7 separate regions of the Mus musculus genome follow, and regions 1, 2, 3, 5, 6 and 7 are each linked to region 4. Evidence: chromatin loops called from intact Hi-C (ENCODE). Cell type or tissue: heart. All regions are shown on one strand.

What was found. Hi-C counts contacts between places; a loop is a spot of excess contacts. Peaks named below come from ENCODE experiments on the same cell type or tissue, not always from the same donor. Only the 100,000 strongest peaks of a DNase experiment are listed, where the experiment ranks them.
Region 1: it touches region 4 in a loop (2.7-fold over the local background); 10 of 42 quality-filtered maps call a loop at or near these places.
Region 2: a loop joins it to region 4, with 2.1 times the contacts of the local background. A loop is called at or near these places in 3 of 42 quality-filtered maps.
Region 3: a loop joins it to region 4, with 6 times the contacts of the local background. A loop is called at or near these places in 18 of 42 quality-filtered maps.
Region 5: it touches region 4 in a loop (4-fold over the local background); 5 of 42 quality-filtered maps call a loop at or near these places.
Region 6: a loop joins it to region 4, with 2.8 times the contacts of the local background. A loop is called at or near these places in 3 of 42 quality-filtered maps.
Region 7: a loop joins it to region 4, with 3 times the contacts of the local background. A loop is called at or near these places in 20 of 42 quality-filtered maps.

Annotation. Positions count from the first base shown.
Region 1 is chr3:54,686,904-54,690,903 of GRCm38, reverse strand. No RefSeq gene overlaps it. Among named protein-coding and RNA genes, the nearest start is that of Supt20, 6.2 kb to the left of the region's middle. In heart, a CTCF peak has its summit at 1,600 (motif pointing right); no DNase peak of the experiment used is centred here.
Region 2 is chr3:53,823,366-53,827,365 of GRCm38, reverse strand. No RefSeq gene overlaps it. Among named protein-coding and RNA genes, the nearest start is that of Gm24851, 18 kb to the left of the region's middle. In heart, no CTCF peak of the experiment used is centred here; no DNase peak of the experiment used is centred here.
Region 3 is chr3:53,588,098-53,592,097 of GRCm38, reverse strand. Frem2 (Fras1 related extracellular matrix protein 2) reads left to right here. Exons shown (of 24, transcript NM_172862.3): 3 at 2,237-2,383. Among named protein-coding and RNA genes, the nearest start is that of Frem2, 67 kb to the left of the region's middle. In heart, a CTCF peak has its summit at 1,842 (motif pointing left); no DNase peak of the experiment used is centred here; H3K27ac peaks cover 757 bases.
Region 4 is chr3:53,728,065-53,732,064 of GRCm38, reverse strand. It overlaps Gm30735 (a long non-coding RNA gene), which reads right to left. Exons shown (of 5, transcript XR_867291.2): 4 at 2,020-2,110. Among named protein-coding and RNA genes, the nearest start is that of Gm30735, 27 kb to the right of the region's middle. In heart, a CTCF peak has its summit at 2,082; no DNase peak of the experiment used is centred here; H3K4me3 peaks cover 864 bases; H3K27ac peaks cover 573 bases.
Region 5 is chr3:54,351,901-54,355,900 of GRCm38, reverse strand. No RefSeq gene overlaps it. Among named protein-coding and RNA genes, the nearest start is that of Gm31095, 7.2 kb to the left of the region's middle. In heart, a CTCF peak has its summit at 2,459 (motif pointing left); a DNase peak (open chromatin) is centred at 2,440.
Region 6 is chr3:53,656,619-53,660,618 of GRCm38, reverse strand. It overlaps Frem2 (Fras1 related extracellular matrix protein 2), which reads left to right and starts at 3,264. Exons shown (of 24, transcript NM_172862.3): 1 at 3,264-4,000. The coding sequence starts at 3,535. In heart, a CTCF peak has its summit at 2,239 (motif pointing right); a DNase peak (open chromatin) is centred at 3,168; H3K4me3 peaks cover 2,139 bases; H3K27ac peaks cover 1,955 bases.
Region 7 is chr3:53,523,647-53,527,646 of GRCm38, reverse strand. Frem2 (Fras1 related extracellular matrix protein 2) reads left to right here. Exons shown (of 24, transcript NM_172862.3): 17 at 1,696-1,888; 18 at 3,880-3,984. Among named protein-coding and RNA genes, the nearest start is that of Stoml3, 37 kb to the right of the region's middle. In heart, a CTCF peak has its summit at 1,842 (motif pointing left); no DNase peak of the experiment used is centred here; H3K4me3 peaks cover 514 bases.

The DNA.
Region 1 (4,000 bases), 960 kb before region 4:
GCCTCTCTGTAGCCGGTCCTTATCACTGAATTCAAGGCATTCTTCTCAGTGTGAAGTGAAGGCTAGGAGAGAGGAGTCACAGTACTACCAGCATGTATAAGGGCTTAGACTGGATTGAAGACTGCCTGGAGGCCTTGGTGATGGGTGTTGGCAGCTTTCCCCCTCTCGTAGGCAGGGTCCTGCCAGCCAAGGCCTATGGACTGTCACCAGGGCCTGAGATAGTCCAGAAACTGGCACGTGGCTTCCAGTCCGTAAGTATGTGGTCAGATGTTCTAGACACTGAGATGTAAAGCACTTGGTTTGCCCTCCTAGAATGTGCCTTGCTAAGGTTGAGCTTGAGGTAGTCTGAACTCCCTGTAATTCTACTGCCTGATGCTCTCTATTTGACTTGTTTTGTCTCCCCACTTAAAGAGGTCTGCAGTTAATAAGCGTAACGGCCTGGGTCATCAGCCCTTGCATCCCTCCTGAGCCCAGCTTTTGACTCTTTCCTTTTTTTGTTATCTCTTCATTCTCTTTCATCCCTGGTCTCCCTTGGGACCCTGTCCAGAACCTTGATGAAGCTGGTTCAGGCCTTGTGTGGATACCGGGTGAGCTGACCACAAAGGTGGTAATTAACAGGGAGGATACAAGATTACCTGGGTACTAGAAATTTAGTTAAATATTTGAATATTAAATATTTTTGCTCAGCCCCTGGTGTTCACAAGATAAACTCATCTTTGATATTGTTATGGCATATCCACCAGAGAAGACTCAAGACACAGGTTTAAGCCAACAGAAAGTCTTTATGAGCAGGACAAGCCACTATCCTGGGTGTTTGGGATCCCAGTGTAGCCCCAACCTTTCTCAGGGCAGATTTTTAAGCACAAAAACCATATTCTGGGTTGACACACTTGTTAACATGAACAGTTAGCTAGAAGCAGAAGCCAAAAAGCAAGGTAAGTACATTTAGAAACTTTTCCAGAACTATGGACTGTGGTTGATTAGGTCTTTGTTCAGGTTTTTAGCCATGTGAGCATTACATAATGGAGTCAGTTATGCTAAGATCAGGATTTCTTGTTTGTTTGTTTGTTTTTCGAGACAGGGTTTCTCTGTATAGCCCTGGCTGTCCTGGAACTCACTCTGTAGACCAGGCTGGCCTTGAACTTAGAAATCCTCTTGCCTCTGCCTCCCAAGTGCTAGGATTAAAGGTGTGCGCCACCACTGACCGGCCTAAGGTCTGGGTTTCTAATAAGGTCTGGGAACCTGTTACTTAAGGCCCTGTGTGGTTTGGTCCGTCTGTGCCCCTATTTTCACACACTGACCTTCTACTTACTAACCCTTATTTTGTCAATGATGTTTTTACTGTTACTTTCCAGAAGGATCTCCCAGGCTTGCTACAGAGCTGTAGATGCCTTTGAACTCTTGATCCTCCTGCCTCCAACTCCCAAGCTGCTGTCATTTCAGGAATTTGCCATTACACCTGGCCTCAAAGTTGATTTTTTAAAAATAAAAGTTCAATTAGTTTCACATTTATTTTATTTTACTGATTGTTTCTCATTAGGAAAGTTGCAGTGTCATTTTCTCATCGTGACATTAAAATTATTTAGTAGACTGGTTATTCTATGTAGCCACTAGAGGTCAGGACTTCACTTAAAAATAAGTATTGCACTGGTTGTGATAACAGATTTAACTTTTGGCTTGTGAAGGAAGGGTTGACACAATATTGTTTTCTGATAGTTCCCTGTATTTGTCAGGGTCCTTCTCTAGAGTAACAGAATTTATAGAATAAACCTCGATAGATAGATAGATTGATGATAGATAGGTAGGTAGGTAGGTAGGTAGGTAGATAGATAGATAGATAGATAGAAAATGGATGGATGGATGGATGGATGGATGGATGCATGGATGGATGGATGCATGGATGGATGCATGGATGGATGGATGCATGGATGGATGGATGGATGCATGGATGCATGGATACATGGATGGATGGGTGGGTGGGCTGTGAAGTTCTGCTCTTCCTGTTTCAGCCTCCCAGTTATTTTGACTGTAGGCCTGTACCACACTGGCCTTGAACTTCTGATCATCTTTCCCCAACCTCCAGAATATCTGGGGCTGCAGATGTGTGTCCTGTCTTAGTTGGCTCCAGAAGCACTTTTATAAATTGTGGGGTTTGGTCAGGGCCTAGTGGCATACACTTATAATCCCAGCACTTAGGAGTTGGAGGTAGGAGGATCAGGAGTTCAAGGTAGTCTTGGCTATGCAGCAAGTTTTAGGCCAGTCTGTACAACATGAGAGATCCTATCTCAAAGCTCAAAGAAAAAAAATCTTATATGATATTTTGTTGTTTGATTTCCAGTACTGAAAAATTGATTGAACCCAGGACCTACTTCATATAAGCAGATCTATCACTGAGCTATATCCATGCCCTTTTTAAAAGTAATTTTTGTGACAGGGTCTCTTTGTAGTTCAGGCTAGCCCAGACTTAATGAGTCTGCAGTTTCAGCCTCCTAAGTACTGGAATTAAACAGCACTACCTCCTTTGGTATAATTAATCACTGACAAATGATCTAACATCACAATTTGTTAGGTAAATACTTTGTTTAAACATAAAAAAAAACAGCTACTGGGATAGTTAATGAATTATCAGTGATTTCCAATGTCTTTTGCTAGTTTCTCCATCTTCCAAAATAAAATTTAATATTTTCTCTTTCAGTCACTTTTCAGAGAAAGCTCATAGTTCTAGAATGAGGTATTATATATAAATATAAAGTTTACAGAACATTAGAAGTTGTGTCTGTTTTGCTTTTTGAGACAGTCTTACCATGAAATGTAGGATAGTCTCAAACCCAGGGGCTTCTCTCCTCAGTCTCTTAGAGCTGCTGTGACAAGCGCACACCGCCACGCTGGGTGCTTAGACAGGGCTGAGCATCCCACCAGGCACCTGTTAATTCTGTTTCTATAACTTCTGTTTGATAACCATGTAGACAGCACGAGAAATCGTATTGCAGAGCTGAGGATGAGTGGTGGGCTTCGGCACTCAGCACATAGAAGCAGAGGGCTTCTGAGTTTCAGGACAGTCTGCTCGACATAGTGAGTTCCAGACCAGCCAGGTCTACATGGTGAGACCCTGTTGCAAAGTAAAACTCAGAATGTGTGTGTGTGTGTGTGTGTGTGTGTGTGTGAGAGAGAGAGAGAGAGAGAGAGAGAGAGAGAGAGTTGTATTTTGCCAGTGGTAAGAGAGAACATTCACACACAAAAGGAAACCTTCGCTCTCATTTAATAGGGTATTAAAGGGGAATTACTACGAGTAAACTACAGTGGGAAGCAAAATAGCCCATCAAGAGCCCTTGGAGTGACTGTTGAATAAACACACTGGCATGTTTGTATTGGGCTAGGGAATAGTTTAAGCACCTAGATTTTAGTTAATCCTGTTTCCCAAAGCAGTAATGTTCTCTATATTTGCATAGCAACCCAAGGAAGCCAAACAAAGATGGACTGCCAACAACAGAGGCTGAGTCAGATTGTGTGTGTGTGTGTGTGTGTGTGTGTGTGTGTGTGTGTAGTTTCAGATTAAACAACTGTATTGAGATTTAAACAACATATAGTTCCTCTTTAATTTTACCTCCACACAAAGAGTTAATATGAACATGGGAAATGAACCGAAAGTTACAAAGTATACAGGTGAGCTGTGTGAGCAAAGGACGCCTTGGGGGTGAATAAGACTACTGAATGATAGAACTGACTATGAAAAGGCTCTTCTAAAACTCTGAAGCCGTGACACGGGCCTGCCTGCATAAGATAGCCTCTGGCCTTAACAAATTGACAATTGCTATCCAGTCAACCCCTGGTTCTTCGGTCCACTACCTCATGTCAGGAAACTGCTAGCAGCACTTCCGTGTGTCTTGAGTCCACACATTCTTCCTAGGTTGCAATCACTCCCCTGTCCTCTGTATAATTTCATGCATGTTTACAGGCCCAGTTAAAGGTTCCTTTCCTTCACAAAGTGTTCAAGTAGATT
Region 2 (4,000 bases), 95 kb before region 4:
AGTTCAGATCAAACCTCAGTCATACCTGATTCCCTGGACTAACATGCCGGACTTAGAATCTCCAGTTAGTTCGCTCAGATCAAGGACATTGGACTTATGATACACTTTCCTTCTTGGTTTGTTACAGTTACAATCTGTTTCCTGTGTAACGCCCAGGTAACTGCAACTCTAACACCACGTGCTTTCTGGGACAATACTGGGGGTGCAGTGTCTGAGCAAGAAACATGGCTACCATCAACAGTGCCTGTGCTGAGCCCTTGTCCTCTGCAGCAGCTGTGTGTCGCCTTGAGTAATACTGAGAAAAACATGGCTTCCGTGATTAATGCTTCCTTGCATACGATGCTATTGTGCTTGTGAAATGATATAAACAATGGCTTTTGAAAACCGATTCAAAGACGCTTGAACAGAAAAATATAGTCACCATGGGATGCAGGGTTGAAGTATTCGGCTTTGTGAGATGCATTATCCCAGTTCTGTGTATAATTTTGTTATGGCTTATTTCCCTGTCAGGGGCTAAAATCGCTGCCCTGTGGTTTCTCACAGGGGTGGCTTCTGCTGGTTACGGTGCACCAGCTACTTTCTTTCTTTTTATTTCCATTACATGTCTGTTGCCATGTCATTAAAGTGCCATGGTACATCATACATCGATCAATGTGCAACGGCTCCCTTTGCCCTAACTTCTTGTTTTGTTTTTGTTTTGTTTTGTTTCTTATAACTCTTCCTATATCTTTTTGTCTTGCTTGTAGCTTATAAGTCTTCCTTTTTTAGCTTTTCAATACAGTCAGTATGGAAGAAGTCCAGAACTGAATTTGATTTTTAAAAACTGTATGACAGTGTTGGCCTCTAAAAGAGAAGACCTGTCTGTTTCCATTCGGTATATTGATTCATTTAAATAGATCCTTTATCTTACTTAATTTGAAAAAGTAAATTATACAATTATTCAAAAAATGAAAATTTATTATAGCAATCATATTATAATATAATTTAAAGTTTAGACAATTGCAATGCCTAAGCAAAAGTAGGGATAACAGGAAGATAAGAAATAAAAAACAAAACTAAAAGGCCTTTACTTCTCCCTGCAAACACTAGGACTATTCAAACTGAGGGATACCTTCTGCCTTTCTACGTATTGTTAGGCAGCACGGGGCTCAGACTGTCCACAGTATTTTCCTTCACTTAATTATTTATACCATGAGTGTTTCTCCATATCATTATATATCCACCAACAGGCTGGTCAAACCCAAGGCCTTGTGCACATCAGCATGTACCTTACATCCAAGCTACAGCCCAGCCCTGTAAAGAAATACCATTTTGTTTTGTTTATTTTACTAATTTATAGCTCATGAAACTGTGAGATCTTTCCTGTTATTTATTATTGTAAATATAGCTTTCAAGGCTTTAAATTATTTTTTTTAGACTCCAGAAATAGCATTGTTCTAAGACAACAACAAACAGTGGTTTTGTCTGTGGTTCTGGGATTGCATGTATATTCACACACTTCCCACTGCTGACCCCAGGGTGTTTCTGGGAAGGGTATTTGACATATCGCGCATATCCCTTTTTCGAGACAGCAAGCTAGTTCATGTTCCTAATGTAGTGAAACTAAGGTCAAATATTCAATTTGGTTTCAAACTGAACAAAACTTCAGCCCTTTGTCCTCTCTTTTGACTCAATTCCCAGACAGTGTCTTGTGCATGCACAAAGAAGTCCACAGATAAAATAAGTCATTGAATTATCCCTATGAAAGCAACCATGCTAAAATAGAAAAATTAAAATTATTTTGCATGCAAGAGGATGTCTTTATTCAAAACAATGAATTGATTACTCCTGAGTCATTTTGTGAAAGATACCAAAACGAAGCAGCCTGCCAAGTAAAAGTTGTATGTTGCTTTTGTAACACCAAAGACATCCTTCATATAGGGATCTTTTCTTCTAGTTGATTACCTGTCTACAATTTGAAATAACAAAAATGTGGGAATGTATGCTCTTAGTTCAAGTCCAGTCAGGTTCACCGTGCCCACCAAATTCAGCAGGCATCTCTAATACACACGAGACTCTTGCTAGTCCGTTAGTGACCATGGAATAAACTAAGAACTGACAACACGGCACATTTGTAAGGATATTTGTTAACATTAAAGTTAAACTATATAAACAAATACATGATGGTTTTGAGGATGATGTTTTTTTTCCCTAAACATTCTCTCCAGACTTGATGAATGGAGTAAACAGAATTTAGACAAACAATAAAGTAATTGACCAAAACGTCTGAAAATGAAGAAGAAAAATCCTACTGAGAATAAACACAGAGGCAGCCTTCAAACATTCAAACAAACCACTTCTCAAACTTAGTGTGCTTATATCACTGATAAAGAAACCTGGGCGGGGGAGAGAGAAAACACAAGTATTTTTATTGGCAGAAATTTCAGCTTTGACGTGGTAACCATTTGTGGAAGAGAATTTGGATTCAAGACTGCCCAAATCACAGTATTTGTAAGCACACTAGCATCCCCACTGGAATGCGTTTTTAAAAATCTGTGTCTTAGAAGTGCAAATTAGATCCAGTACATAAGATATTCAGCAGGATAAAGGCAACTCAAAACAGAGCATCCGAACAACAAATTATCATTTCTGCATACTTTGACTCCATGGCTCTCAGCTGATGTAAAAAGACATGTTGAAAATAACCACACGTACAAGTCCATTGAAGCATTTTCACAACAAACCAAAACTGGAAATGATCTAAATTTCCACCAACTTTTGGTGTATCCATACAAATGATTTCAGTAATAATAAAGGCACACACAACATCACTGGATGTGAATGGGAGGAGATCAGCCTAAAACAGCACATGGGACCTGATTGTGTTTATATGGAGTTCCAAGCTGGCGAACCAAGATGTCTGGATAGTAATTAGAAGGAAGATGTGTGTCTGCTGAGAGTTTCAACTGTAGAAGAGCAAGAACACAATAGAATTTCTTTACTCTTAAGCAAGTTTATAGGCGTACATAAAATATATGGCATTTTACATCTCCTGTGTACAAATAGTTTGGGGCCACTAAGACGGCTCAGTGGGGAGACGTTCTCACAAGCCTGATGTTACTTAGTCCTATTTCCAAAACCCATGGTGGAAAGAGGGAACAAACCCCTGAAAGTTGTCCTTTGACCTCAGCAAGCACACCACCTAGCATACACACTCACATGTGCGTGTGTGCGCGCGCACACACACACACACACACACACACACACACACAGATGCATGCACCCACACCCCTGCACAAATTCTAAATAAAATTAAAGTTATTTATTTATTTATATAAATAAATGTATAATAGTTTTGATTACATATAGGTACACATATTATATATATAGTTAGAACACCTATTGTATACAGACTTCTATTAAAATGGATATGCTAAATATATTTAAATTATACTCCAACTAATTGTTATTTATGTAAAGAACATTTACATAAAGTCAATATTAGCAGGCAGGCATTTATCAGGGCCAACTTCATGATGGGGTTTAGTCTCATCTATGTAGCAAGCCAGTTCCTGGAAATGTATGCTGTGATGCCAGAAGAAAATACCGTGTGGATACAGCACACAAAGCTCACACTTATAAAGGGCTTAGCCCAGCAATCAGCAGCTACCATGCCACAAAATTTGCACAACGATCCCAAGGACTGCATGAGCAGTGTTGGGCATCATGGAGGGCATCATCTTCTAGCCTGGGTACATGATTGCTATGTGGCCGTATAAACACTGGGAAGATGGAAAGCATTTTATGATCCCTCTTTCTTTACCTACTTCTGGAGTCTGTTATCTTTTCCATAAGGAAAATTGGAAACCATGTACTTTCCTGCCTCCTGTTCTATTCCTGAGCTTTATACAGGGGTCAGAGAATATAAGGAGAAAAGCCAGAGAGATTCAGGACCATGGTTCTCATTGCTCCCACTGGAAACTAAAGATGAGATTTGAGCATCCATTTTTCAATTTGCTCA
Region 3 (4,000 bases), 140 kb after region 4:
GTTTGGGGCACTGCACAAGTTCACACACACAACAACAAGGGGTTAGATATGGCTGGATGTTTCCCTTCTTAGCAAGTGATGGCGCACTGACATTCCTGTCTGTGAACAGATGGGAACTGCTTAAGTCGGGTAGTTACTGCTTCCATCTCTTTTCCCGTTCCTCAGATCAGAGCCTTCAGACTTTTCCAGCTATTCATGACCTATGTACTAGGTTAGATCAGCTTTTCTCTGCTGTAACAAAGAGCCTGAGATAACCATCGTAAGAGCACAGCCTACTCTGGTTGATTCGAATAACTGGCCCTCATCCTTTGGCCCTGTGGCATGGCAACAGATCATGGTGGTGTTTCTAACGCCCACATGGTGACTCACAAGCTCCTATAACTCCAGTTCCATAGATATATGCATACTTATGTACAAAACACCTATACACATAAAGTACTAAAATAAATACTAAAAAGATGAATGGGGGTGGGTGTTTCCCCGTGTTCCTGAGACTGAGGTAAGAGTATTGCAAGTTCAAAATCTGCTGCTTTGCACTATATAGTAAGACTCCACCTCAAAAGCCAAACTAACAAACGAACAAATAACAAACTGGAAATGAACTGAAAGACAGAAGTGTCCATAGCCTCATCACCTTGAAGCATGAAATCACCTTGTGTGTGCAGTTCTTTCGACATAGCAGTGTCCACAGCACATGTTGCTGCTTCTGCATCACAATGTCAAGAGTTTCCTGTTTATTGACTTTTGTGGGGTGCAGCCACTCAGCAGTACTGGGGATTCACCCAGACATCCATTGCACACACCAGGCAAGTGCTGCGAGTAGTTCCAGCCTCAGCCCTGTAGCTACTGTGTAGTGGCTGAAAGGTTTGATAGTGCTTTGACGTAGTACAATAGAGTACTCCTTGAGTGTTTTGCGTCTGGGGCAATGATGGGAACTATTATAGTCGATGCTTCCTTTCAAATCTATTTTGACTTCTTTGGGAGCAAAACTCCCATGGAAGGCTCACAGGGTCAGGTAACAGAGCGTCCTTTTGCTTCCTGCGTGCGTCTTGTAGGAACTTTTGAAGAGGCTGAGGTGAGTTAAATGTCAAACGATGAGGAAGCAATCCCTTCACAGCTTCAGCCGCATGATCTGTTGCCTTTGATTCTCAGCGAGCCTCCGACAGCATAAATTGTCTGTAGTTTTTACTTCTAAATATTTCAGAGGAAACAGACCCTGTGCCTCTTCCCCGATTGCTTCTCCCTGTGTAGATTTTCATTCGGTCAACAGGAGTCTTGACATTTCTCCCTCTCTCGTATTTCTCTACTGTAGCTTTCTTTGTGTCAACTCAAAAGAGAGGAAGCTAGAATTCGAACTATGCCTGTAGCTGTGTTTGTGATTGAGGCTCCCCCACCCCCACCCCCTTTCTCTTTTCCAGAGAGACTTAAAAGGAATTAGTGATGCCTTTGTTTATGGACCTCATAGATCAAAGGAAGTTGAGGGATAGGTGTGGAGTGGTCAGCTGATAACACTCCTTTCATTTTCCCAACAGAATAGCTCTCACATTATAGAGACCAGCACCAGGTTCATTTTCTCCCTAGAGGCAGCCAGCTCCATTTTGGTGGGAAGGTGGGAGGAGAGCCAATGAAAGGGGCTGTCTGTTTGCTCTCAGGACTGGAGTGGAGTCTAGTGGGAAGGGGAGTGGAGAAAGAATATTTGTTTTTCTTTAAGTGGTTATAATTAAAGCCTTCCACCCAATTGCTCTGTGAACCAGAAAGAGGTATTTGTGAAGGTTTTTGTGTGTGGTTTTTAAGAACATTGCTGGCCTCTGAATAGAGAAGTCTGCTCTCCAGCGGCACCTTGTGGTGAGTGGTTTTTAAATAAATAATTTTATCAACCGAGAGAATACATAAACACAAGGTATTTTGATCTTATTCATCCCCCTACTCTTCCCACATCTACCCCATCTCTTTGTTTCATGATTTTTTTTTTTTTTTTGCTTCAGACTACTGCATGCTTCTTTCTGTTTTCCAACTCTACCCCCAATCCTGAAAGAGGGAGGGATTTCTCAAAGATTGTATCATCCAGGAATGTTTACCAGTCAATTGAGAGGTTAGCTCCATCTCCATGCACGTGCCCTGGAGTTGCATATTAAATCCAGCAGTATTCTTTCCAAAGTCGCATAGTTTGTGACTTTTTAAAGGCCATTCATTCAGGAAAGCAGTAATGGCAGGTTTCACACTCTTTGTTTTCCAGGTGGAAACAGGTTAACCAACCAGCATTTTCGACTGAATTGGGCGTGGATCTCCTTTGAAAAAGAGTATTACTTGATCAACGAAGACTCCAAATTTCTAGATATTGTTCTTACACGCAGAGGATACTTGGGAGAAACTTCATTTATAAGTAAGTTTAATTAGCACTTCACCTGTGTTTATAATTTTTCTCTAGTGATTAAACCATAGCACGAATTTAGCTTGATGAATTTAAAATCTTAGTGAGATGTTGATATCTGATTTTTGGCTACGAAGAGATCATGTCAACAGATTTGTGTCAAGGTGCATGAGTGTGACCTTTCGCCAGTAAAAAATAAATTCGCAAAATTGGAAGTAATCACCAGTGAATTCGAAATAAAATCAAATGTCACTGGGTTAGAATAAGCTGATGTGCATCTAATTTATCCCCAGGGGACAAGTCATCTGAAACAGTGGTGTAAAATACTCATGACAGCTACTTTAATAAATAAGCAAAATGTATTCAGTGAGTTGTTAGGTATCAGACACTGTGCACTGAGTTTGAAGGCTCTGTGGTTCACTGTAAATTCCTTCCTGACTGCTACATCACATGAAAGGTCTATTCTGTGGGTTTTCTTTGTTAAAATATTAAATGTTAAATCCTAGTTGGTTACTTCTGTCTTATGCAATAAAACCAAGAGTCAACGGCAAATAATTATCTTCAACTTTGATTCATGTCCACATTTCATTTCCTATAACCATAAAATATGGAAAGATATGAAGCAGAAATATAGTTGGTGTAGAGTTCTGAAGCCCTTGATGACACAGAGATGTCACTTTGAGAAACGCCCACTTAATAGGATCTGTAAACACAAAAGAGCTTTGTGGAGGGGAACGATGAGGCAGGAACACATTGGCAGAAATATAAGGGCTGTCTCCGAAATTACTACTGAGAAACTGTGCTGGACTGTTGGCCTGTGAACATTAGGTCCCTATCAACAGAGGTTCCCCCACTAATCTCTCTGCTCTTCCCTGGCACATTTGGACTCTGGATATTAATATTTTTTATTTTAAAAATAGGATTTTTACTGCCTGGTGGTACCTCCCTTTCCTAACACGCAGGAGGCAGGTAGGCAGATGGCTGTGAGTCGGAGACCAGCCTGGGTTTCCCAGTGAAACCCTGTGCAGAAAACCTGAAAGGAACATAAAATGTCTTGTTTTGTTAATTTTCGAAAGAGGCCTTTCCAGCTGCAGCCGGGACAGCAGCTCCTGGCCCTTCCTTTGCTACACTTGCACAGGACTGCAGTTCCCATTCTGTTTAAGATTCTGGAGTGCGGTAGATGTTGACAACACCCTCCCGTTGAGACTTGCTCTCTCTCCCTGCGCTCTGCTCTGTGCATGTGCCCATTTGGCTGTCAGGGAGGGGTCAGGCCCAACTATGCTTTGTGCCTGAAAACACAGAGAATACGTTGCACTGAAAACAGGCAAAAGCAGCACACCTCAGCAGTCACCAGCGATGTTTTTATCCATTATGCAACTTGTCCCATTCTATGTGATTGGCACTCATTTTTTCCACGGATGACACTGACACTGAGAAAGTTAACAGTTGAAAAGTATTTTATAGACTTTTAAATTCTGAACATTTTTCTCACTGCCCTGCTGCTTTTGTTTGGTTTGTTTTTGTGGTTTGGTTTTTGCAGCAGAATGCTAATGTGTTTTTCTAAGTTATGTTTGGAGCAGCTATTGTTCCCTGAGCCTGTGACTATATTAGCGATACTCCGCAACTGTC
Region 4 (4,000 bases):
TAAGGAACCTCCTAATAGGTTACCCAACTTTAAATGTGTCACTTTTATGCCTGATGTGTGCACTGATGATTCTCTGTAAAGATCTCATCTTACAAATCTTCTAAACCAAAAAAAAAAAAAAAAAAAAAAAAAAAAAAAAAAAGATACAGCTCATGAGTAAAAAGAAACCAGTGAGGGGAGATAATAATCCTAATTAATCAAAATAATCCTATGTAGTTGCAGGATGCTGTCTCCTCCCCAGACTGCCACATAACCAAATCACAGCGGGGAGTCAGTCTAGAACTCAGAGCGAGCAACTTCCACATAGCGTCGCGGTGGTTGTGTGCTCCACCATAGGGTTCTTTCCCCCAAATGGCCTTTTCTAACCTACTTGATGTTCTTGACGCTGCAGGTATTCTAGAATGTTTCTCTGTAGGTGACTGCCCTCCCTCCACTGCCCACCATCACACATTTAATCCACCCAGCTGGTTTCTTACACAATGTTTTACTTCAAATTTCATCTCAACCAAGCTGTCTCCTTTCAAGACTTTACCACCTCAGAGTATTTCTTTGGGGAAGTAGGAGTCTGTCTTTCACATCTCCATTTTCCCACCTAGATTATTCATTTGGCATATTGTGTATTTAATCTCAATGTATAGGTACAATAGATGCATATTAAATATGAAATACAAATTTAAAGAAAAGATTTATAGATGTTAGCTAAGAAGCCTGTTTCTCATTTCTGACTAAAGAATAAATCCTGCAAAATGATCAAGTCTTAAATCCAGAATGGAGGGAAATCTGTATCAATAGTGAATCCATTTATTTGTTTATATAACCTATGTAGATTGGTTTGTTGATAATTGATAATTATTCATCTCCTCATAATTATCGCAGCTATATTTTCTCCCATGTGCATTTTAATATTTATTTTCTGAAGACCAGATGGAGAAGTACATCCATCGATGCTTAATTATTTTTTCTCCCTATGAGATTTTAAAACTATACAGCGAAATAATTTCCTAAATAGAGAAGAAATACAAACGTATAAATGTTTCAGTGACACTTCGGGCTTATTTGGATTTCTTCCCTCAGTGTACTGAAGCTTGCTACCATTATCTGGAGCATATTGTCACCTTCAGAGAAAGCCCCTTCCCTCCTGTCAGAAATTGGGCTGTGAACGAACCCCAGCTCTCCAGCTTTCTTTATGCACAGTCCTCAGAAACTGTCATCCAAGTGAGCCCTTGTGGGGAGCGCCATCATCAAAGGACCCAGAAGCATAGTGAGGCTTAAAGTGTCACTCATCAGAGAGATAATGATGCTTTGGAGACCCCGTGTCATTTGATCATTTCTTTTTTCCTAAGTGCCATTAAGTCCCTCTTTGGCCAAGCATAGGGCTTAGCAAACAATGTGTAATTCAAACTCCAACGAGATTGGGCAGGAATGCACACCAACTAATCACAGTGGTGGCAGAGCCAGAGAGCAAAACTCTTCCGCCTGCTGTTTGCTGCCTATCAGCAACACACCACGGGGACTCCCGCCAAAGTGGCTTATCTGAAAAGACAGAGTAAGTGCTAAGACAGAGTTGCTAAAGCTTGTGACCATGATCAGTGGTCCCTCCTTGAAGAATTGTGGTCGAGTTAAACATAAATCAGAACCATTAATTAAGAAAAGCATCTACCGAGTCACCAGGGAGAAAAGTAGCTTGCAATGACCTTGCCAGCAGAGGCAGAAACCCTGAGCCCCAGCAGGTGTCGGGTCAGTGTGGGGCCCCTCAGCTGGCCCTTGCTTCACTTTCCTTGTATCTCTGGCCACTTACTCTTCACCAAGGGGTTTGCCTTCTGTGTTTGTTGTTAAACCCAACAGATAGCAGATGTTTTGATCTTCTTTCACCTTTGGGAAAATGCCATGCTTCTGCTCTGTGAGTCTCTGTTTCTTTGTGGGCCTGTCCTTTGCCTTCAGGTAATGTAGCTCAGTCTTTGGTGGGCTTGCCTTCGCCTTCCTTGGGCGCTTCTAGACTCTTCCCCTCTCCTGACTCACCCATCCACAGGCTTCCTCATTAGGTCACAGCTGGGCACCCTGGGCTGGAATTTCCCGTGTCCCCACTGGGTGGCGATCTTCAGCATAAGAGCTGGAAAATAAATGCCCAGAGATTTTTTTTTCTTTTTTAAGTTTACTCAGTTTATCAATTCAGAGTGGCTTTTTTAAATCTGTTTTTCGTTCACCTCATTTTAGCTTCCTACAGTTGTCACTGATAAGATTCCTCAAATATGTGAGTTTCGAGTTTATTCTTAATGCACTAACTTAAATAATTGTTCCTCACACGCGATCTATGTGTCTACAGTAACAGCCTACACTGGAACTCACCATTATCATAATAAATTTCACTTTAATTTGAACATTCTCTTAAGCTTAAAAAAATCAAGACATATTATACGAAACCAAAGAAGCTTCTTTTAAAATCACTCATGTGTAAGACAGGACAGCGGAGAAACAGAAAATACATACATACACATAGACGGGTTTAGCTTTCAGTTGATCCTATAACAAATCTCCGTAAGCCCAGTGGCCTAAATCAACACAAATGTGTCATCTTACAGTTCTAGATCAGAAGTCCAACAATGGCACCCCTGACTAAATCAGGTCCAGGCCAGCGCCATCCCTCCCAGCTTCCACAGCTCTGCCCTCCTTTAAATTCGGAGCCATGACATCCCTCAGACCCTCAGTCTACCATATGTCGCTCCCTGACTATAGCCTGGAAAGACTCATGTGGCAAGACTAGACCTTGCCAGCTGCCTTACAATGGCCGTCTAGTGCCGTGAAACTGGCATCTCAGTAAGCAGAGTTGGGTCAACCACACGGACAATTGGAGAGCGATAAAGTAACCGTAACCCTGACCTCCATGAACGTGAAACAATCAATGCTTAGTTACTTATGGATCTTACATGCTTGGGTGCTTTGTCTGCATGTATGCAGGTATGCATGTATGCATGTGTACTACACGTGTGCCCTTTGCCTCAGAAGGTCACAAGAGGGCACCAGATCTCCTAGACTCGGGGTTACAGTGGGTTGGAAACTGCCATGTGGGCGCTGGGGACAAGACCTTGGCCTTCTGCAGGAACAGCAAAAGCTCTTAATTACTGGTCCATCCTACGGTCCCTGCACAGTTATTTAGTATATCCACTTCACAAGGATAAAGTCCTTACAGTAGTAACATACAGATAAAAAGAGGGAAAAATTCAAATCCATATTTGACCTCAATATATAACATTAAATTTTAAATGACAAATTAAGGAAATGCATTTATAGTTTCTACTAGAATTGGAAAATTGGCTAAATTCCATGAGATAAAAATATCTATTAAAAAATAGAAGAAAATCTCTATTAAGTCTAAAAATATCTATTAAGAATAGAATGAAGAAAGAAGAAAGAAACTCAATCTAAAAACAGGCAAAAATGTTCATAAACAGACCACAAAAAATAAAAGCAAAATATTCTGAACATATAGAAAACTATTCCCAGTTTCTCTCATAGCTGGGCTACTCAGAAAGTTTTTCCTGGGGGGAAAACTGTTAGTGTTAACTTTTTTACATAATTTTAAATTCTTACCTACTTAAATTATGTATGTGGTCAAACAATATTAACTTCAAATATTAACTACAACTCTAAAATATAATATAAAATGAAAGAAATGAACCTACATGGATATAATATTGTTGAGATCAACACAGAGGAAAAAATAGTTCTGATAAGAACTTTAGAACAGGTTTCTATAGATCCCAAGGGAATATCTGTATATATTCTGAGAATACTGATAACTACCCCCACCCCCACCCCCACCCCCCAAAAAAAAACAAGGAAAAAAAAAGAATGTGACACTCTGCATGTTGAGTGACAGTGGTGTTACTGGTATTGTAATTTTAGTTGTATGATAAAATGAAGCAAATAAATAACCTTATCAGGAGTTCTGAGTTTTAGTGTTAAAAAAAAGGAGATATAAAAAGTGATAGAAAACGTAGTA
Region 5 (4,000 bases), 620 kb before region 4:
TCTAAGATACATGTGTACATATACATACATGTGACACACTTATACAATAGTAGGTGTCTACATGGCCTTTTCATACATCCCTTATATTGTTCATTCCTTCCAATCCCTCCTCTACACTACCCTTCTATTCCCCATCCATTTGAACCTATCTGCTCCTTATTCTCTTCCTCCTTTTAGTATTTGCTTCTTTTCTTCTAGCTTCCCCCGCCATGGAGCTTTTCTAGGTTCCTGGCCTCTGCGGGTATTCTCTGTTAAGCAGACAGAGATCTAAAGAAGCAGAACTGGGTTCACGCAGGACAGGGGAATCCGGTGTTTATCTTTCTGGCGCTGGGCTACTTTGTTCTATATAACCATTTCTACTTTCACTTATCTAAGTTTGGGGCATGGGATTTCTCCCTGAGCCCAGAGCACATTGCTTGGGTATGATGAGGACGGTGTGCTAGGATTATAGATGTGTACCATCATGCTAGGCCATTTACCTTGTACTGGAGCTCAACGCCAGGTTCTCACACTTCCAAGAAAACTTACGCTTTACCAACTGAGCTTCTCTTAGACCCTGGCTAGTGTTTTCTTAAACAGACAATTCCGACATTGCTCATCCCCACATTCACAGTCTGTGCCCTCTTTGGCACTCTTGATATTGTCCACATCAAGTCATTTGTCTTCAAAGCCAAGAGTCTGATCATCTGCTCCATCCACAGTGGCTTCTGGTATTCCTCCAGCCAGACACTAAGATGAAGGGAGAATGGATGCTATAATAAAATTAACTTACTAGAATACTGCTGTCTGCTTTGACACTTTTAGTGTGCTCAAATCTTGATCAGAATTAAGATAAACCCACAGTGTGGTTATTGTCCTCTTCCCTCGTGAGCTTTTTCTCTTACACAGTGTGTTCTAGGGTCCCATCTCACCCTTCTACTTAGGCATACATGCTTTTTCTGTATTTATCTGTTCAAAAATTAATGTCAACCATATATCTGTGACACCTGCCACACGTGTATGTATGACACATAGCTCCAAGATGTGAGAGGAAAGGTGTGATTTTTAAGCTTCTTGAATCTGGATTTTTGTGTTTAACATCAGAATCTCCAGCTCCATTAATTTTTCTATGAATTATGTAATTTTGGTTTTCTTTATGCCTAAATAAAGCCTCAGTGTGTATACACCCAGGTCTCATGACTTATTTATTCACATCTTGATAGTTATTTAAATATAAGATGCCACCTAGCATTAGGGACAATTTTACTTCTTCTTTTTCTACTTTAATTTCTTCCTTAAAAATTACTAATCTAAGACAGAGCATTATATTAAGGAATACTGTGATGAATGTAGACCTTGCTATAGATCTGTCAGAGGTCTCAGATCCTAATGGCTTCATTTCCGTCATTCCTCCCTGCCGTGTGTGTGTGTGTGTGTGTGTGTGTGTGTGTGTGTGTGTTGAGTTTGGCCTCTGTGTATATGTATGTGGGTAGTCGACCCCACCCTCTTGTGTGTGTGTGAGGTTAGTTTGCCTCCCCCCTCCCCCCACCTCTCGTTAGTTCAGCTAAGGGCTTGCCAACCCTGCTTTGTCCTTCACACATTTATCTTTGCTTCACTTACCCTTGTGGTCCTCATTAGTTAGTCTGAGGTTCATTCATTTCTATCTTGTTCCTTAGAATTTTATCCTGTTGGCCGTTTCTGAGGTCGGTTTGCTCTTCTCTTCCTAAGAAGTTTAAGAGAAATGTAAATTAAATTATTTGAAAACTTTTTTATTTTTTTAAAAAACAAGCATTCAACAAGTATAGTTCAGGCAAGCTCCATGCTCTCCATGCTGCCATTGCTGGGTCCCAAGGGTTCGGGGAAGTCCTTTTATATTTTCATTTGACTCTAAAACCATTTTCTCTCCTCCTTTGTTCCTTCAGTGACCCGCAGATCAGTCAAGGGCATATTGTTCAACATCCTTGGATATATACAGCATCTCAAATTTCTTCAGTTATTGTCTTCTACAATCATTCCACTATCATCTGACTTAAACTGGACCATAGATGTCCAAAGTGTATCCATCAAACACCAAGGAACAGACAGGCTTCTCTGAAACCCATGGGACTTTCTCTAAATACTTTATGCCATTAGTAAGTCTCAAAACAAAAGATAAGAAAACAAAAACCCTACAGTTCAAGTCTGAAACATCGCTGTTCTTTTCTGTTAGGATGATTTACATAGTGATGAGAGTGAGATTCTAAAGTCACACAAAATTATTATCGTTGACCTTTTTGCCCTTAATATTCTGTAGCAACACTTTTATGCATCTGGGTGACCAGTTTCAGAACAGGGAGGGATGTTCAGTTGGAGCTTGCATCTTTTCTTTCTTGTCTTTTTGCCTGCTGTTGAAATAGAACAGTGAATCACGAGGTCCACCAGAACCATCTTTTCTGGCTCCTTCTTTCCTTTCATGCCAGCACCCTCTGCTGGCCACACTCGGCTCTGCGGTCTATGGGCTAGAACGGGCTCCCCCAGCTCCCAAGACTTCCCATGTTGTAGAACATTTTTTCCTTTAAAAAAAATACTTACTTATTTATTTACTCACTTAAGATACAATATCAGCTTCCTCCTTCTCCCAATCCCCCCCCCCAACACACACACACACTCACCTTCTTTTTCCCTTCCTCCTTGCCTTCTCCTCTGAGAAGCAGGGAGGCCCCTGCTGGGGATCACCCGACTCTAGCAATTCAAGTCACTGTAAGACTAGGAGCATCCTCGACGACTGAGGCCAAACAAGGTGGCCCAGTTAGGGGAAAGGGATCCACAGGCAGGTAACAGATTCAGGGAGAGCCCCTGCTCCCTGGTACATATGTGTGGAGGGGAGGGGCTCTTGGTCCAGCCCATGATTGCTCTTTGCTTAGTGAATCCCCAAGGATCCAGGCTGGTTGGCTCTGCTGGCCTTCTGGTGAAGCCCCTCTATACTCTTCGGGTCCCTCGGTTTTGTAGAACATAATAAGGCAGATGTTCTAGCCAAAAGGAGTCTCCAAATTGTCTGAGGCGAGGGAAGCAAACAGAGAATGCTAGGAAGTTAAAACTATTTAGGATAAAATTCCAAGTGCTGAGTTAATGAAAGAAGAGGGGTAGAGGAGTAGAAACAAGGAGGCAGAGTTAAATAAAGACAAGATATGAACAGGAGGGATAGGCTCTGTATCTTCAAGTCACACAGAGCATTAAACTCCACTCTTTGGAGACTAGGTGTAGAAGTCACCTACTCTGCCAGGGTCCCAGGGTCCCTAGTCCCTATGGCAGTGGTCCTTGTGACTCCAGAGGTTGGGTTACCTACTGAGCTCAGGCTTGGGTTAGCAGACAGCATAGTTTTTCTTGGTGATAAGCTCATTTGTGGGTCATAGAAGATAAGGAAATCAACTACATCCTGGTAATTGTCTCAGTCAAGTTTGCTGCCTATGTGAACAACAAGCATATCCATGTCTGTACTGATCCTTTTTCATAATTAGCTTCTTTACATCCTCATTCAGGAGTGGGGACAACTTACCCACGCTCTTTGGCTTATGATTATTCTGTGTTTCAGGCTCCCAGGATGGCTCAGTCTTCAATAGGCTCCTTATCAGGAAGGTCTCTAATCAGACTTTCCTCCTCCAAACAGGGAGAATAGCAAATTGTAGCATAAGTATTAATTGCTCATGACCTAAAATCAGCTGGAATTGTCTAGATCAGCTGGCCTGTATGTATTTCTGTGTGAGATGGTCTTTTTTTGTTGACTGATGGGGAAGTACCAAACCCACCATGGGAGGCACTATTCCTGGACAAGCAGTACTGGATTAATAAGGAAAGCTAGCTGAGTGTCTGCAGCCTTGCAAGGAGGTAGTTTAGCTACACCTGTTTCTCTCTGCTCTTGACTGTGGACCTTATGTGAAAAATCTGACCTGAGTCCTGCCTTGACTTTGATACACTGTAACCTGGGTTTATAAACCAAGGAAACCCTGTCCTCTTCTAAGCTGCTTTTGGTCAGGATGGCCTC
Region 6 (4,000 bases), 71 kb after region 4:
GAACGCCAGGGCCAAAAAGGGGCAGTGGGTGGGTAGGGGATTGGGGGGGTGGGTATGGGGGACCTTTGGGATAGCATTGAAAATGTAAACGAGGAAAATACCTAATAAAAAAAATAAAGGAAAAAAATTAAAAAAAAAAGAAAACAACAACAACAAAAACAAAAACCCCAGCACATCTGTCTACACATTTATATCATCTTTGGTACCACGAATTTAAAATATATGGAAGGTGATTTAAATATAGGGAAGGTTGTACATAGATTATATACAAACTCTGTACTCATTTTACATACAGGACATACACATTTGCAGGTTTGGGCCTTGGAGGCAAGGAACCTGAAGCCAATCAATCATGGATCCTTAAGGAGGGATGTACAAATTTCTGAAGTGCCTCTGAGACTATTAGAGTCTCAGGATTCAATAGAAGACACAGGAAGAGTGAAGCAAACTCCATAATGAAAAGTAAAATATTCCGATGTTATCAGCTGCTCCCTTAGCCGCAGCCTGGCTTTACATTTCCAGCTGACTATCTTGCCTTCATCTTAAATACCTCCTTTACTTCAGGAAATCCGCTCTTTGATGCTTGACCGTAGGCCGGAAATCTTTCAGGTTTCAACAGCCACTAAAATTAAGTTTGTTGTTTTGAAGAGAGTTTTTGTGTGAATTTTCCAAGATGTGAAAAAAAAAATGCATCCTAAGGGATATTTTGTTTGGATTTGGAAGTAAGAGCTAAAGAATTAAACCTAGATCTAAAAAAAAAGTACTTTTTAACTTATTTCATCACTTTTAAGATAAAGAACATTTTCCTTAAAATGGCATTTCCTTGCTAACTTAAGCAGATATCTTTTAATGTTGAATTGCTATTCAAAACTCTCTGACAAAAATGTAATATATTACCATTTTCAGCAATGATCATCCATATAAAAAATATTTAAGCAACTCTATATTGCTAGCTGTCTGATTAAAAAAGTAAACTAAGATTTTTAATTAAAAAATGTTTCTAAAGAATTATTCCATTACTTCAGTTAAGAAAGGCTAAAATTTAAAGTCACCTAAAAGTCCAGTTTATTGATTTCCTTAGGTTACTTAAAAATAAACTTGAGCCTGTATTTTCTTAGCACAAAACAAAATATTGAACACTACCCTTCAGGCATCTGACCATACTTCAAATACTGATCTTATCACTGCTGGCAAATCAAACATTGTTGGACTTTAAAAGGAAGAAAGGAAAAAGCCTGGAGCCACTGGGAACCATCAGAGGTCAGGCTGTGGCTTTCAGGCAGGCCACACACACACACACACACACACACACACACACACACACACAGAGTAAGGACACTTGGCATCCATTTGACTTCTCTTTCACTAAGTAGGACTTAGAACATGGTACAGAAAGACCTTTATTCTGAAACTGACCATCTACTCCACTTGACATCTTCTTACATACTTGCAAACAGAAACCGGAATATTCTCATGTCTTGGCCATTGGAGTTCCATAAATCAACGTGATAAATCATAAAATTATTACATCAAAGATAATTGGAAACTGGCCAGGAGTTGGATGGGAATTTTCTCATGTGTTTCAAGTACTGGCTGTGTCCTTTCTATTTTTGTCATAAACTGAGACATGTAGTAGGAGTTGAAGACCCCCCCAACAGTACAAAGCACAGAACCCAGAGGAGCTTCTACTAACTAAATACCACCAGTTTGTTTGCATAAATGCCTCACTTTTTTTTCTCAAAAGACTTTTAGAATCTTTCACATCTCATCCTCAGAGGCCAGTGAATTTCTTAGAATAGAATCAGACATTTAACATCAAAATCTAGCAACGAAATTAGGGCTTTGGCCTGAAACACGTGTGACTACATCAGACAGGAGTCAGACTCCTGAGGTAGAGGCTGGCAGGCTGGCTGCAGGAAGGTTTAAAGTGATTGTTCATTTCTTCCTTAAAACGCGTCACACTTAAATCTTACGACTTTCATTTAGACTGAAATTTACAAGGATTCTCAACGCATCCTGTTTCCCAAATTCGGTGTTTTATTGAAGAGAAATAGGCATTATTTCAGGTCCTTCTTTCATAGTCCCTTTTATATTACTGGGGAAAATATTTCGACGTGATAAGCAAGAGTGCCCAGAACCCCATTGAAAGCGACTGGGTTTTGATTGTGAGGGGGTTTGGGTGCAGCGCAGGGAGAGGAATCTGCATACTGAGGAAACCTGACCAACCGACACAAGGGGGCAGGAAGCGCCCAGCCTAGGGTTTCAATCTGGTCTAGCTGAAAAGAGGTTTATCTAAACTCTTCTTTGCCCTCCGGGTATTTATCAATTCTCTCGGCGTGGAAAAAGAAAAACGGGGAAAAAAAGCTATGCTGCTGACAGCTGGGTTTAGCTTGTCCTTCGTCTAAATTCTGCAAGGTGAACTGAGCGTCTGCAGTGACAGCTCTCTAGCTAGGGGTAGTTTAGGACAGCCTGGGGCTACATTCTCTGGAACTTCTCTGGTGGGAGACTGGCGATTCTGATCAGACTGCATTTCTCACACACCCCAAATGCTTCTTTTCACTTTAACTCTGTGAACTTTGACTGCAAAGGAGGGGCTTGATTTAAAAAACAACAACAACCACCGCCACCAATCCGCCGGACAGGGTCCGTTTCGTAAAGCACGGGAAAATCAGCAAGGGCTTGGGTGGGGGTGGGAGTCGGGGCGGGGGTGGGGGCTTGTGGTGGTGACCCTGGTGGGTATTGCACCTGCTCTAGCTAGGTAGGTCTGGCTTTTAATCCCCTGTCTGTTTGAAAATCTCCAGTGCCTTCCCAAACTGCTCTGGGTTCCTTTTCAAACTCAACAACAAGGTGTGTTCAACTTTGTTCTTCACTCCCACCCTGGCTTTGGAAGTTTCGACAAGAGGTGGCCATCCCGGGAGAGATTTCAATGACCAAGGAACGGGACTGAGATGCATTAATAGATGCACTAATCTTTAGACCTGAAGACTTGAGTCCGTAGAGCCGCGCAGGCTGGTGGTTGAGCCGCAGCCCCAGGTCCGGGCAAGCAAGCTCAGGGCGCCCCTCCATTCCAACCAACCTGTTGCACCTCTCTCAGAGCAGCTCTGCGCAGTTTCCCCGCCTGGGAGCTGATTGACAGCAGTCACTACCCAACCCTGGACTCAGGGCCTCCTCCAGCGATCAGCGATTGGTCCCCTGAGAGAATTGGAGTTAGGGGTGCAAAGGGAGAGATTTTCCTCAAAGGACTCAAAGTTCCCGGGACCTGGGACGTAGGGACTCTCCTGACTGCTACACGCCCGGGACGCGCTGGAAGTGTTTAGTGCCTTGGATTGCGGCTCCAAGGAGGGACCGTGCGGTGCATTTGGCCATCCTCCTGGTCCAGCCCTGCCACTGGGAGGGCCCCGCAGGCACCGCGCCGAGTTCCCGGCCCTTCCCACCGTGCTCTCTAGGAGCCTGCAAAGTCTAGCTTTGCATACCCGCCGGGTGAACTGTCGGAACTCTAAGGCCGGCAGCCTGCATACCACAAGGGCTCCCGGGATGGCCAGCCGTGCGCGCAGGACAGCCAAGTTCTCCAGCTTCCAGCCGATACTCGCACAGTCGCCTAGGCTGCTGCTGCTGCTGCTGCTCCTGTCACTGGTAAGCTACGTCTCCACACAGGCTGCTGGCCCCGGTGCAGCACTTCAGTCCCTGGGTCTCTCCGGGACTTCGGGAGTCCCTACAGAGGAAGCTATAGTGGTGGCAAACCGCGGGCTCCGTGTGCCCTTCGGTCGCGAAGTCTGGCTGGATCCGTTGCGTGACTTGGTGCTGCAGGTGCAGCCAGGAGACCGCTGCACAGTGACCGTGTTAGACAACGACGCGCTGGCCCAGCGGCCGGGCCACTTGAGTCCCAAGCGTTTTGCGTGCGACTATGGCCCGGGTGAGGTGCGCTACTCGCACCTGGGTGCTCGCAGCCCTTCCCGCGACCGCGTCCGCCTGCAGCTGCGCTACGATGCTCCAGGAGGGG
Region 7 (4,000 bases), 200 kb after region 4:
AAGTGCTTTTCAGAACTCATTGTTCAGTGGTTGTAATGATGGCTGCTCTTGGGGAAGAAAAAAAGGCATCCAAGGCATACAAGGCACGGATTCACCAGGCAGGGAAAATTGTTTGCATCCCATGTGTGAAAACCAAACAAGTTGCTTGTCTTGTGGCTGGTTCTTTGTCACTGTGTGTTTTTATTATGGGTTTATACTGTCTGTGTGTGATTTGGGGAGTTCGCTCTTAACTCTGTGGTAGTATGACATATCACAGCTCGGTTCTCATGACCTAAGTACAGGCCTAGTCCCTGTGTTGATTCTCTGACGGAGACCAGTTTCAACAGCCCGGTTGGAACTTCCAAGGAGAGTCAAGCTAACCATTTCCTCTTGCACAAAGAGGTGCTGCAATCATGATGCTGGTCCTTGGAGCATTTGGAGATTAAAATGCAGCCATTTTTGTTAGGCGGTTTTAGGACCTCTCTGCAGTGTGTCCAATGTAGTAATGTGTGGGAGAGATAAACACAGGCTAGAGACTAGGTTCTGACTTCCACCGGCTGCTCAGGAGGTTCAGAGAATTCTGCTGAGAGGGCTGCACTGAAGGAGAGATGGCTCTGTGGCTAAGAGCACTGGCTGCTCCCATATGGCTTCACTCAGAGCACTCACAAGTTGGCTCACAACTGTGTGTAGCTCCTGTACCAAGATACCTGAATGCCTTCTTCCGACTTCTGTGGGCACCAGCCATATACCATGTGGTACACATATGTAGATGCAGGCACTATATTATGCACTTAATATAAAAATACATTTTCAAATCTTTTGGTGAGCTCGCCTGAGTCCTTTTCGAGTTCCCTCTCCTGCTTCTTTTCTGTCCATCATCCATTCGCCCGTCAAACCACCTTGCATACACACAGATTCAATTATGAGAATAAAATAATAAAGCTGTTATTAATAACCAATACATTGTCTGAAATTCGGTAGGTACTTGACAGGGATTAATTTATCCTCCCGACTTCCCTTACCTCATCTGTTGACTACCAAAAGAAGGAAAATATGAAATTCTAAAACAGTTCATCTAATTATTTTGAAGACATTGGAACTGCACCATGTCATTGCTAAATATGCTTGGTTTTGCTTCTTTAATGTTCATCCTAGCTTCCTCTAAATGATTTAAAAATAAGTTTATAGATGCATTTTTGCATAAGAGTTCCAAACTTACGGTAGCAAATCATCCTCTGATGGAGATCAATAAAGTAGAATGTAGCTATATGTCTGGTTGATATCCCATAACAGAAGGGAGTGAAGCGCCAAAACCTGCAACTGACAAGATTCATTTCTAGTGTCAGAAGAGGCAAATTCAAGGAGTGCATCTGTGTTTGCCCCTCCGGTTCAAACTGGCGTGATGGCTGCCGGACTCCTTGCACATATAAAAAAAACTTTGAATTCTTCACTTAACTGGGTGAATTATGTGGTATGAGACCTGTATCTTGATAAAACTGCTCAAAAGTAAAAAGGACTTACTTTGCTGAAAATAGTGTTATTTTAAGGAACTCTGGCGCACGTCCCTGTTGCATGTGCGCACTGGGAGAAGTGAAGGGATGCTTGCCGTGCTGAGAAAGGCTGTTGTTTATTCTGTGCACTAATGGCACAAAATCTGGCGTCGGCATAAGTGGGCTGATTTGGTTAACGCTGCTGCAAATGGTTCAATTGTTTTAGGTCCTCAACCTCGTGCAGTCCTACGTGACCCTTCGAGTTCCTCTGTACGTTTCCTACGTGTTCCACTCCCCCGTGGGCGTGGGCGGCTGGCAGCATTTCGACTTGAAGTCAGAGCTCCGACTCACATTCGTGTACGACACTGCCATCTTGTGGAACCATGGGATCGGCAGCCCCCCGGAAGCTGAGCTGCAAGGTGGGTGGCTGTGGCTCCCAAAGCATCTTTCCTACCTGTGGTAATTACTCAGAATGATAATTTTGTTTTTATTTCAGGTAAAAATTAGGGGGGGGCACCTTTCGATATCGTTATTTTTATATTCTCTAATAACGTGACGTTTTAAAACCTTTGTCAAGCCCGGCGTGGTGGCGCACGCCTTTAATCCCAACACTCGGGAGGCAGAGGCAGGATGATTTCTGAGTTCAAGGCCAGCCTGGTCTACAACGTGAGTTCCAGGACAGCCAGGGCTACACAGAGAAACCCTGTCTCGAAAAACCGAAGTGGGGGGGGGGGACCCTTTGTCAAGGAAAGATCATATCAATGCTTCAAACTTTGCATGATGTTTGACTGTGAAATTTAACATCTTTGTTTCAGGCATACAGTCTATTGCATGTGACTAATTGTTTATATTTTACATAGGCCAATCCATAGAGCTTTCTGGTTTGTACTAAATAGAGGAATTCCAGTTGTGAAAGTTGGGAATAAAATCCGGGGGAAAGTTGCACATTTTGCTTCTGAAATGAGAGGATCACTTTAAAGTCCAATGATAAACCCTGTCCTGGGTGCCAGTTCTGACTCTACAACTGATTCGTTGTGATCCGCGTAACCTCAAGCACACTGCTTAAACTTGAGGTTTGAATTTCTTCTGAAGGACAGTCCAAGCTTCAGTCGCTTTCTGGTTAAAACGCCATCATTCCGTGATATCATAGACAAATGCCATAGAACACTGGCACAGAGAGCTCCTGACTCTAAGCCCTTCAGCATCTGCAGAGCTGTTGGTACCCAGGTGGGAATCGGGAAGTACAGAAGCTATCTAGGCATGTAGCTCGCATCTGTAATCCCAGCACTTAAGAGGATGACGCAGGAGGGTCGCTGTGGGTCTGAGGACAGCCTGGGCTGTGTAGTAAGACTGACTCTCAGATGATGATGGTGGTGGTGGTGATAAAGTTTTTGCAAGCAAAGTGCACACGTGTCTAGATGACCCACAAAAAGAATTCATGCTTTTTCCTCTCGGGCTCACATTCCTCTGCTGAGTCTCTGAACATCTATATCACAGCAACTTGACACATTGACAGCCAGGAAGACAGGACCAATTGATAGCATACCTGAAGTATAATTCCATCATATAGGACAGATTAAAATTCCCTTCGAGCAATGAGGAAAACACAGTGACCATCCTGGACGGTCGATGCAGACTGCCTCAAGGGATTTAACTCCACATTGTATCTTAGAAGATACACAGAAAAAAATGAATATTTTCATTTCTCTTCTAGGTGAAGAAGGGGGTTGGGAGGACCTTACCAGGCTGACTGTGTAGCCCAGGCTAGCCTCACCAGGCTGACTGTGTAGCCCAGGCTAGCCTCAAACTCTCTCTCTCTCTCTCCTACCCACACACTTCAGTGCTGTACAAGGGTGGTCGTTGAGAATCATCAGTTTTCTTTAAGCCCGCACAATTCCGCAGTTGTTCTGGGGTGCTCAAAGGTGTTTTCACGTACATGTATCTGACTCTACAGTCTCAGCAAGGCCATTTGTCATCTCTCTCAATTACAGATTTGTTTTTGTAGAACATCACTTTAAAAAAATGTATCATAGTATTTGTGTTATTTTATAGAAACCTGGCTCATATTACTTAATTCATTTTGCCCTTCATTTATCCTTATCAAAGAAAGAAACTTGTAACTATATTATTATTATTATTATTATTATTATTATTTGTTTTTTTCAAGACAAGGTTTCTCTGTGTAGCCCTGGCTGTCCTGGAACTCACTTTGTAGACCAGGCTGGCTGAACTCAGAGATCCACCTGCCTCTGCCTCCCAAGTGCTGGGATTAAAGGCTATTATTATTATTATTATTATTATTATTATTATTATTATTATTTAGAATAGCCATATAGGTCAGAAGAAAAAAGGTCTATGGATGAGGGTGTCTGGCCACCTACATTTTATCCTCCTGGGCTTCTCTCTGTAGGCTCTCTTTACCCAACCAGCATGCGCATTGGTGAGGAGGGACGCCTGGCTGTGAACTTCAAAACAGAGGCTCAGTTCCATGGCTTGTTTGTGCTGTCCCATCCTGGTAAGCCTCATTGTCC